Regions from separate parts of the Homo sapiens genome. Here region 1 is linked to region 2. The links are chromatin contacts, found by Hi-C or POLR2A ChIA-PET in ENCODE. All regions are on one chromosome and are shown on one strand. Each heading gives the region's core, a stretch centred on a gene start or an enhancer-like site at or near the end of the contact. The rest is flanking DNA. Distances are from core to core; before and after follow the strand shown.

Region 1 (5,451 bases), core at 2,553-5,052, 330 kb before region 2:
TCAAGGTTTTTGTTTGTTTGTTTGTTTGTTTTTTATGGGTCAAATGACTTTCCCAACTCTGCAGCTCATATGCGGTACCACCTGGACTCTGGCCTAGCAGATTGGCTCTGTGGTCCATGGTAGGTATCCCTGACATTGAACCTCCAGGTGGTTGGAAATACTGCACAAACACACTTTAGGTGCCTGATCCTGGGGCTCCCCTCCTCAGACCCCTCATTTTTGTTGAAAAATTCTTTGTTAAATTGGGTTAAAGCAGATCATAATAAAATCACTATTACCATATTATATAATGTTACATATCGTATATTTAAAATATAAGTTTATGTTATATATTATACTTTTATATAAGATTATTATATGTAGTATCAGCAACAGCTATTTACACAGATTTGCATTGCTATTGGAAATGCCCTAGCCATTGTCAGCACTTATAATTGCTTTTTGTTGTGCCACATGGGGGCTTATTATCCGTCATGTTGCTGCAAAATTACTTGTTTATCTTATAGTCTCTAGGAAACTGCAATTGTTACTTACTATGTGCCAGGCACTATGCTCAATGATACATATTTGACTTATTTGATTCTCACAAGAACTTTTTGCAGTGGGTCCTCTTACTGTTCCCATTTACCAGAGGAGGAAACAGAGGCACAGGGAAGTTAAGTAAATGATCAGGGGTCACGCATTAAGTGACAGCACTGGGATTTGAACCCAGGTTATCTGGCTTAGAACTCCTATTCCTCACTTCTGTGCTAAACTGCCTTCCTTTATTTCTGGTCTGTGTTCTGGTTGCTATGCCCTCACCACCCCGGCTGGCTTGGCATTTCCAGACCTCTGGGGCTGCACACTTAACACAGCATTCCCTGGGGCCTGTTACTAAGTATGAGTCCCTCTCAGCCTCAAAGGGTCATTCTGGGGACTCCTCCCACCCCTCCCGGGGTATTCATCCAACCCAGGAGGCTCTTTGTGGCTCAACCACACACATTCTTTTAAAAAATAAAAATCAGCTTTTCATTTTAATGATGACACAACCCAGAGGTGAGGTTCTTGTTATCACACTGGGGGAATCTGGGTGATTGGAGTTGTAAAATCAAGTAGCTGGGGAATTCCTTGTTTTCTCCATAAATTATCCATGTGAGAGCTCTGTGTAATTTCACATTACAGGAGGGAATGGCTGTGTTTAACTCCTTCTGTTGGAAGGGCAGACTTATTTCACTTCTTACTCAGCCAGGAGAGGGAGTTGGAAAGCATAGAAATGGAACTTCTTGTTATTACAATTCCTGGCTTTCAGCAAATATATTTATGTTTGTGTACTTTAAAAATACATAGGAAAAGCATCTGACTAGTACTGTATTCTATGGCCATGGCCACTGTTCTTGACAAAAAGAATTTCTATCTGGTCATGCAGCTGTTCTGGCTGAGAAACTTGCCCTGGTTCCCCATTTCCTGCAGGGTGGAGTTGGAACTCCTTCCTTGGCTCCAAGCATCTCATCCCTGGCCTTCGCATCCTGTCCCTTCCATAGACCCCTTGACTGTCTCCTCGCCTCCTGAATGAACTTTGCTGTTCCCACTTCTCACCTTTGCGCTGACCCCCCTCTCCTCAGCCTGGCAACTCCTATACATCACTGACAACCAGCTGGAATGGCACTGTCATTGGGGAGACCCTGAGAATGGTCCCTGGCTTCTTCCTCTGCAGCCTAGTGCTTCGAGGCTGTGGGAACCAGCAGGTTGAGCAGTGAGCATTGTGTACAGGTCTGCGTCTCCTCTGGCCTGTGAGCTTCTGAGGTATTTTTGCATGCCTGATGCTTTGAACACAGAGCTGGGCACATTTCTGTTGAACAAAGGAAGCTGGTCTCATCTTTACACATGTCAGTCTGCATTTCTTCCCCAAGAAGGGTTTTTGGGTGATGGGTAGAATACCAGGTGGGAGATTGGACCACCAGCCTCCAGGCTCCATGAGAGCCAGGCTGTCCTGTGGCTTTGGTGCCTGCACTGTGGCCAGTGTGTATTCAGTCACTGCCTGAATGAGTATTGTGGTAAGAACCTGTGCTGCAGGCCTAGACTCCAGTCCTTATTCCATTACTGCCAAGCTTGGCACATTGGACAACTTTTTTTAACCCTTCTGAGCCTCTTTCCTCATCTATAAACTAGGGATAATAAAAGTACTTATCTCATAGGGTGGTCATAGAATTAAATTAGCTTAGCCTACCATCTGACACATAGCAAGCCCCCAGTCAATGGTGGTTCGTATTGTTGTTAATAATGAAGTGGATTGGTTACAGGATGTGATAAGTAGTGGGAAGGAAATCAGTAGGGTATCATGATAGAGAATAACGATGGTGGGGTATAAGGCATGGTCCTATAGACAGCCTGGTCAGGGAAGCCTCCTGTGAGCTGAACTTGAGTGATGACACAGCTGAGTTAAGCAGAAAATGAATTTATTACAGTGTCTAGGGTAGCTCAGAGAATTTCGGAAGGACCAGGGAAACAGGGACAACTCCAAATTATACCACCAAACAGTTATTGTAAAGACACTATTGCTACCACTGCTGGGTAGGTGTAGACGCCATGGCTTGCACCACCAATGCTGGTTGTAGGCTGTGGCTACCCAGTCTACCCTTACTCTGCCTCTGCAAGCTGCCACCACCCTCGCAGAATGGGGTCTGCAGCGGCCCTGCCGCTTTGCATCCCAGCACATGATTGGCTGAGCCTGCTCATGTTCTCATGCTGTGGCTGCAAGGGAGGCTGGGAAGCAAGTGTATGGCACTCTCATCTCCTCTGGTAGAATGTGGGCTCTGGTTCCTGAGTTGGGGAATTCCCCAAAGCTAGCCAGGTAGGGGGTTCAGCTGCAGGAGACTCAAAGGGTGACCCTTATGTCAGAGGCATGTGAACAAGAGCAACTCCATCTTGAATAGGAGCTGGGTAGCATGAGGCTGAGACCTACTGGGCTGCATTCCCAGACAGTTAAGGCATTCTAAGTCACAAGATGAGATAGGAGGTCAGCACAAGATACAGGTCATAAAGACCTTGCTGATAAAACAGGTTGCAGTAAAGAATCTGGCTAAATCCCACCAAAACCAAGATGGCAACGAGAGTGACCTCTGGTCATTCTCACTGCTACACTCCCACCAGTGCCATGACAGTTTACAAACGCCTTGGCAACGTCAGGAAGTTACCCTATATGTTCTATAAAGGGGAGGCATGAATCATCCACCTCTTGTTTAACATATAATCAAGAAATAACTGTAAAAATGGGCAACCGTCTATGGAGTAGCCATTCTTTTATTCCTTTACTTTCCTAATAAACTTGCTTTCACTTTACTCTCTGGACTTGCCCTGAATTCTTTCTTGCATGAGATCCCAGAACCCTATCTTGGGGTCTGGATCAGGACCCCTTTCCTGTAACACAGAGACTCATGGAGTAAGGAACACGTAGTGTCGCTGGGCCTCAGCAGCTTTCATCTAATAGGCAGTGGTGCTTTAAGAAAGGCCTGACTGCTTTCCTCTTAGACAATGATTTTTTTAAAAAGAGTGCTGAATTTGGAAGCAACTAGTTCTCAATGTGATGAGAGGCTAGGAACTATTTTTTACACATCATTTAGTTTGTGCAGGTGTGGGGTAGCATGTTTCTCCCCTGTTTATCACAGACTTGCATTCCTGTTGGAAATGCCCTAGCCATTGTCAATGCTTATAATTGCTTCTTGTTACAGCCACGTGGGGCTTATTGTCCATGATTTTGTTGCAAAGTTTATTGTTTATCTTATACGGTCTCCAGGAAGCTGCATGCGGAAATCTCTCAGCCTTACCAGGAAGTCTGACTTAAAGGGACAGCCTCCAGGGCAGAGCCCTAACTGGGAGGAGGTGCTGAGCTTCCAACCAGGACCAGTTACCTTGGGTGAGAGTTGGAAGCCCTTTCCACCTGTCTCATTTGGTTTGCTATTTTCCAGTGTTTTGGTGATTCCTTTCTGATTCTGAATTAAGGGAGAAAAAGTGGCAATACCAATTCTTCATGTACACATGAACACACCCAAAACATAACAAAACAAAAAACCACTTTCACTGGTGTTTAGGCAGAATGAACACTCTGAGTCATGGGACACACATGCTTTTAAATCTCTTGGTTTCTTGGGGGTATTTTCATAAAAGTCTTGAACTTTCTAGATGGATACAGGGATTTCAGGGAAGTCAGCATTGTAAGATTAAAAAAATAAATATGACTTAAGTTTTAACTATGCTCTCATTTTTTTTCTCTATTGGAAGGAAGAAGGGAAATGGGAAACTGCTAGTTTCTATTACCTTTTTCTTAGATGCCCAGTTGACAGTCAAATCAGGATAGAAAAATCAAACTCTGGATTTCAGATTTGGTACTGCTTTTCAATTTGCTAGGAGGAAAATTTGAACCAGTTTCCATCGTTACACCAAAAAATTTCCTCTTCTGTTTGAAAAAAAATAAATTATTACTGTGCCTTTGTCTTTTAAAAAATATTTTATTATGGAAAAATTAAAACCTATACAAAAATAGAAACAATAGTATGATGGCCCAAAGTTCCCATCATCCATTGTTCTGCTTCTTTTTTTGAGACGGAGTCTTGCTCTGTTGCCCAGGCTGGAGTGGCACGATCTTGGCTCACTGCAACCTCTGCCTCCTGGGTTCAAGTGATTCTCCTGTCCCAGCTTCCCGAGTAGCTGGTATTATAGGCACACGCCACCATGCCCAACTAATTTATATATATATATATATATATATATATATATATATATATATATATATATATTTAGTAGAGATGGGGTTTTGCCATTTTGGCCAAGCTGGTCTTGAACTCCTGACCTCAGCTGATCCTTCCGCCTACGCTTCCCAAAGTGTTGGGATTACAGGCGTGAGCCACTGCACCCAGGCTGTTCTGCTTTTAAATACATATGTCAGTTAGTATCCTACCATCCTCCCTGCAACCTGCTAGGGATAAAGGAGTCATTCCTGTTTTACAGATAAGGAAACTAAAGATCAAGGAAATTAAGAGTGACTTACCAGGTCATTCAACTAGTAAATGGCAGAGCCAAAAATCACAGAGCCCAAATATTAATTTATTGTTAACTATTCCAGCCAGATGGTTTTTCCCAGAAATTATCCCTAAAGAGTTATCTGAAGTCAAAATAATGGTGAGAAACTTTTTAATAAGAATGATTCTTGCTTTTGTTATATATTTTTAACTTGGAAATTCGGTGTGTCAAGCATTGTTTTTTGATCTAGGCAGATTACTTTTAAAAATCCTCCTGAGTATTCATGTAAGTGTCAGAAATACCCCTCCCTCCCACCCCCATATTCAGATTTTCCACTTCCAACCAACTTTGACAGTGCAATGCCAAATAGTAAGTCTCATTTCCAAGTAAGGAAGCCCTTTGGCTGATAGATATCAGCTAATCAGTTTTTAAACTTTTTTTTCTTCCTAAAAATTG
Region 2 (4,749 bases), core at 883-3,382:
AAAACTAAAAATGGAACTACCATATGATCCAGCATTCCCAGTACTGGATATTTATCGAAAGAACATGAAATCTGTATATCAAAAGGAAACCTGCACTCTTGTGCTAACTGTAGCACTATTTACAATCTGAGTGTCCATTGATGAACAAATAGATAAACAAAATGTGGTATATACACAATGGGATACTATTTGGCCATAAAGAAAGAATAGAATCTTGTCATTTACAGCAACACAGATGGGACTGGACGTCATTATGTTAAGTGAAATAAGCCAGGTATATAAAGATAAACATCACATGTTCCCACTCATATGTGGGAGCTAAAAAAGTAGGTCTCAACGAGCTAAAGAATGGAATGATAGGTATCAAAGGCTGGGAAGGGTGTGTGTGAGGGTGGTAGTGATCAAGAGAGGTAGGTTAATGGGTACAAACATATGGTTAGATGAAAGGAATAAGTTCTAATGTTTGATAGCAATAGTAAGGTGACTATGGTCAGCAACAATGTATTATATATTTCAAATTGGCTAGTAAACTTGAAATGTTCCCAACACAGAAATGATAAATACTCAAGGTGATAGATACCAGAATACTCTGGCTGAATCATTACGCATTCTACATATATAACAAAATATCATATGTATCCTATAAATATATAAAACATTATATATCAATTTTTAAAATCCATGAAGCATTAGTTTGGTGACTGTAGAAATAAGTTTTTATCAGCATACTGAAAGTATTATTTATATAAGTGAAGTGGAAATGTCAAATTTCCAATGCATTTCTCCCATCTCCCATTTGTACTGTCAAGTTCTACATGCCTTTTCTTCAACCCTAGGAGGGCTACTGGAGGAAATGGTATTAAAAAAAACTGAAGAAATAATCTCAGTGCTTAGCATAGTGCCTGTTAAGTAGCAGATGCTCTGCAAATGTCTGCTCACTGACTAAGCATAACATTAATGATGCCAAATTCATATATCAAAGGATTTGAAGAATTATGCAGATATTAAAGTCCCTTTAGCATTAGGCTAAAATCAGGACAGGAAGTTTTAATTTTAATTTTAGCCTCCTTTCTTATATTATGCATTAGATTTCTTTTTTTTTTTTGAGATGGAGTCTCACTCTGTCGCCCAGGCTGGAGTGCAGTAGCACAATCTCAGCTCACTGCAAGCTCTGCCTCCCAGGTTCATGCCATTCTCCCACCTCAGCCTCCCGAGTAGCTGGGGACTACAGGCGCCTGCCACCACGCCCAGCTAATTTTTTGTATTTTTAGTAGAGACGGGGTTTCACCATTCACAGGATGGTCTTGATCTCCTGACCTCGTGATCTGCCCACTCAGCCTCCCAAAGTGCTGGGATTACAGGCGTGAGCCACCGTGCCCGGCCATTATGCATTAGATTTCTTAGTCATAATTCTAGTTCAATCCCTATTCAAAGAATGAATTCTCATCTTAAACAGAACTCAGGAGAAATAAATTGATGAAAAAAAAAAAAACCAGTACTAACCTAAGACAACACAAATTCACATATACAACTTAATATATTAAAGACCTTCTGTACTGGAAGGCAGGTGGCTGTAGCATTTGATAAGCTAATTCTAATATTACAATGCCAGTTGTGGTAGGGATTGGATTCGTGACACAACTGGACAGGACCTATGCTGTAAAGTTTACATCAGAATTTAAATTTCCATTTACTTAGGTATATGTTCACCATGACTGTTACTTATTAAGGTAAAGAACAATGTTTAACAATGCAATACCTGATGCTCTAATTGTTTTTGTCGTCGTCTGTCTCGTTCCTCAATCTGAGCTGGGTCCAAGAGAGCAGTCATAGAACGGAGAAAGCTGGCAAGATACATACATTAGCTATTCAAAACCTCAAAAAGGTAGATTCAACAAGCTAAATCATTTTTGTTTGGGATAAATCTACTAATTATTTCTATTTCAAAGACAAATACCAAACCTGAAACCAATTAGACATAACAACAGTCTTACTAAAGCACACAGACTTTCTGAAAAGTCAATAAATACATAAGCATGAACTTACTTTGTTTTCTTACTGTTTGCCATAACCACATCCTTAATAGGTTTTGCTATATGCTCCTCCTCTGAAGGTTCAACCTGGCTTCCGGTTGTAGGTGTACAAACACTGCTGACATCAGCCAGCTCCTGAGTGTCAGGAGAGACACAGAAGTACTCAGGTTGTTTGTGTGTTGACTGAGAGAACAGCTGAGATTGAGAACCAGGATAACTCTTTAATGAATCAAAGTGCATTGCCCATCTGTCATGTTCCTCACCCTAATGATGACAAATAAGAATTGCTAAGAATTTTTCCAATTATTCTCATATATAATTCTAAATGACAACCAAAGATGATTTCTAAAAGTCACCTTAGAGCAGAATAAGCATCATAAAAATTAACAAGACTGTACTGTTTAGAGTCCTTATACATATAGATCACTAGCTTTGAAAATTTGAGAAATTCAAAGAATTAGGAAATTTCTAAAAAGTTGTAAGAAGCTATGCAACATCACATAATGCATTCAATGAAACAGGTTCACATGGGCAAATGTGGAATAAATGGAATATTCTGGTCTTGTCAAGAGTTTCAGAATACTTCTAGTTTTAATTGATTAAAGACTTTGATTTTATTTTTTCTTTTATAGCCACAAAACCTCATAAGTTACCTTTGAATATATAATTTTTTCCTCTATTTTTCTTTGACGGTCATCTTCTATTTGCTTATTCAACTCTTCAATCCATTTTCTTTGCAGTTCTTGTTTCACAGCACTGAAAGGGTGCTCCAGCAGTACTGTTTCCTAAACAACAGCCATAAAAGCCATCTAAAGTTCAGTTCTCTTTTTCTAATCACTTAATATGTGCAAATCTTGCCAAAGTAACATACAGATTTAATCCACTGAGGCATTTATCTGTAAGAGGAGCAATAACTTCAAACGAATTTGAATTCAAAGAATTAAGTAGATATATTCTGATTCTCAGAATCATATTTTAAATATACTAGATCAGAGATATATAATAAGATATCTAAGTGTAAGGGAAGGGAATTTTCTAATGAAAAACAGAAAATTCTTTCTCCAAAACAATTAAAAGACTTTCAAAATTCAGCTGGATGCAGCAGCTCATGACTATAATCCCAGCATGTTGGGAGGCTGACATGGGCAGATCACTTGAGCCCAGGAGTTCAAGGCCAGCCCCTGGCCAACATGGCAAAATCTCATCTCTACTGAAAAAAAAAAAAAAAATTAGCCAGCTGTGGTGGTGCATGTCTGTAATCCCAGCTACTTGAGAGGCTGAGACACAAATCACTTGAACCCGGGAGGTGGAGGTTGTAGTGAGCTGAAATCATGCCACTGCACTCCAGCATGGGCAACAGAGTGAGACCCTGTCTCAAAAATATTGTTTTTCAAAATTCTAAGTCTCTTTTAGAGGCTGAAAGAGTTATTAATTTAAAACAGATGAATATTGTTTTACATTTGGCTTTGGAATACAACATTTGGAATATTGTCTTTGGACCAAGAACAAGGAGAATATAGAAAGATGTGTGAGAGCAAGAGACTTTCCCTATTGAATCATGTCTCTCTCTAGGAGAACCTCTGTCTTCTAGGTTTCTGCTACTACAGCTCTATCACAGCCTATGATGTTTCAATAACAAAAATATACTGTGTCCAGAACGAGTCTTTGAATCTTAAGGAAAAAGTAAAAAATGAAAACAGTAGCATAAAAGTTTGCTGCCACTTTAATTGATGAGTTTAGGATACTCTTTTAAAAAAGGAAAAAAATATATTCTACTCAAATTCTTCTGAAATGCAACAGGCAAACAACAAAACATTTCATTACATGAAATAACTACAAGACATAATTAAGAAAAACTGTTTGACAGAATCCTACAATGACGATATACCTCACAATGTTACTTTCTTCCCTTGTTTTTACCAGAAAAGATCACAAAGCTCATAGTTTACAACTCACTGTTTTGATCAGAAGAAATATTTATACAAAAAGTAAAGATCCTTCTATCTCAGGTCCTCCTACATTCTAACCAGATTAAAAACCATCCAACTTATTTAAGTCTAAAACAATCACTTCAAAAGGAACATTATCTTTAGGTAAAAGATTTAACAATTTTTATACCTCAAGAAATGTTTTAGAGGTCAAAATGGGAAAAGAAAAACGAGCATTGTCCAACCTGTGGCCCAAGACAGCTTTGAATGTGGCCCAACACAAATTTGTAAACTTCCTTAAAACATTATGAAAGTGTTTTGCAATTTTTTTTAAGTTTATCAGCTATCACAGTGTTAGTTTATTTCATCTGTTGCCCAAGACCGTTTTTCTTCTTGCAGTGTGACCCAGGGAAGCTAAAAGAGTGGATGCTGTATATTTGTTTAAGTTTGATGTAACCAGATCTGATTCCATATTTTAGTGTAGTGGCATTGCAAATTATTCAGGGATTAGACAAAAGTTAAAATTACCCTTAAAAATTCCTTAAACACTCAAAATGTTTTATCTATATTCATAACCCTAAGATAACTGAACAATTAGATCTCTCAGTTGAGTCTTTAATTTCTTACTCAAGGATGTCTTACAAAGCTACTACCACTTAACTGCATTTCATTTCTGTCGTTGACTGGGAAAGGCTTTACATTATTCTTACATTCTTTTTCACAAGTCTCTCCCAATGTGCATTCAGTTAGAAGAATGAAAAACATGGGGGTGGGAGATGGGGAGAGGT

Evidence for each region. Hi-C counts contacts between places; a loop is a spot of excess contacts on that map. ChIA-PET counts read pairs that join two places held with the same protein, here RNA polymerase II (POLR2A). Pooled maps may share reads with other maps.
Region 1: a map of naive thymus-derived CD4-positive, alpha-beta T cell shows a loop between it and region 2 (2.0-fold over the local background). The contact joins two enhancer-like sites. A Hi-C loop is called at or near these places in 1 of 168 maps with a recorded cell type or tissue (naive thymus-derived CD4-positive, alpha-beta T cell) and 3 of 50 pooled maps. POLR2A ChIA-PET finds 5 or more read pairs at or near these places in 1 of 52 experiments (CD4-positive, alpha-beta T cell).

What each region holds. Positions count from the first base shown.
Region 1 is chr3:56,922,347-56,927,797 of GRCh38, reverse strand. It overlaps a transcript of ARHGEF3 not described here. Among named protein-coding and RNA genes, the nearest start is that of ARHGEF3-AS1, 15 kb to the left of the region's middle. Within about 2 kb of position 3,802, at least 24 of the 41 ENCODE cell types and tissues checked have a DNase peak (open chromatin) inside an H3K27ac peak, as active enhancers do; they include CD4-positive, alpha-beta T cell, where a contact is called at or near this core.
Region 2 is chr3:56,591,039-56,595,787 of GRCh38, reverse strand. It overlaps CCDC66 (coiled-coil domain containing 66), which reads right to left. Exons shown (of 18, transcript NM_001141947.3): 8 at 2,687-2,818; 9 at 2,047-2,297; 10 at 1,760-1,844. Among named protein-coding and RNA genes, the nearest start is that of CCDC66, 36 kb to the right of the region's middle. Within about 2 kb of position 2,132, at least 2 of the 41 ENCODE cell types and tissues checked have a DNase peak (open chromatin) inside an H3K27ac peak, as active enhancers do; they include CD4-positive, alpha-beta T cell, where a contact is called at or near this core.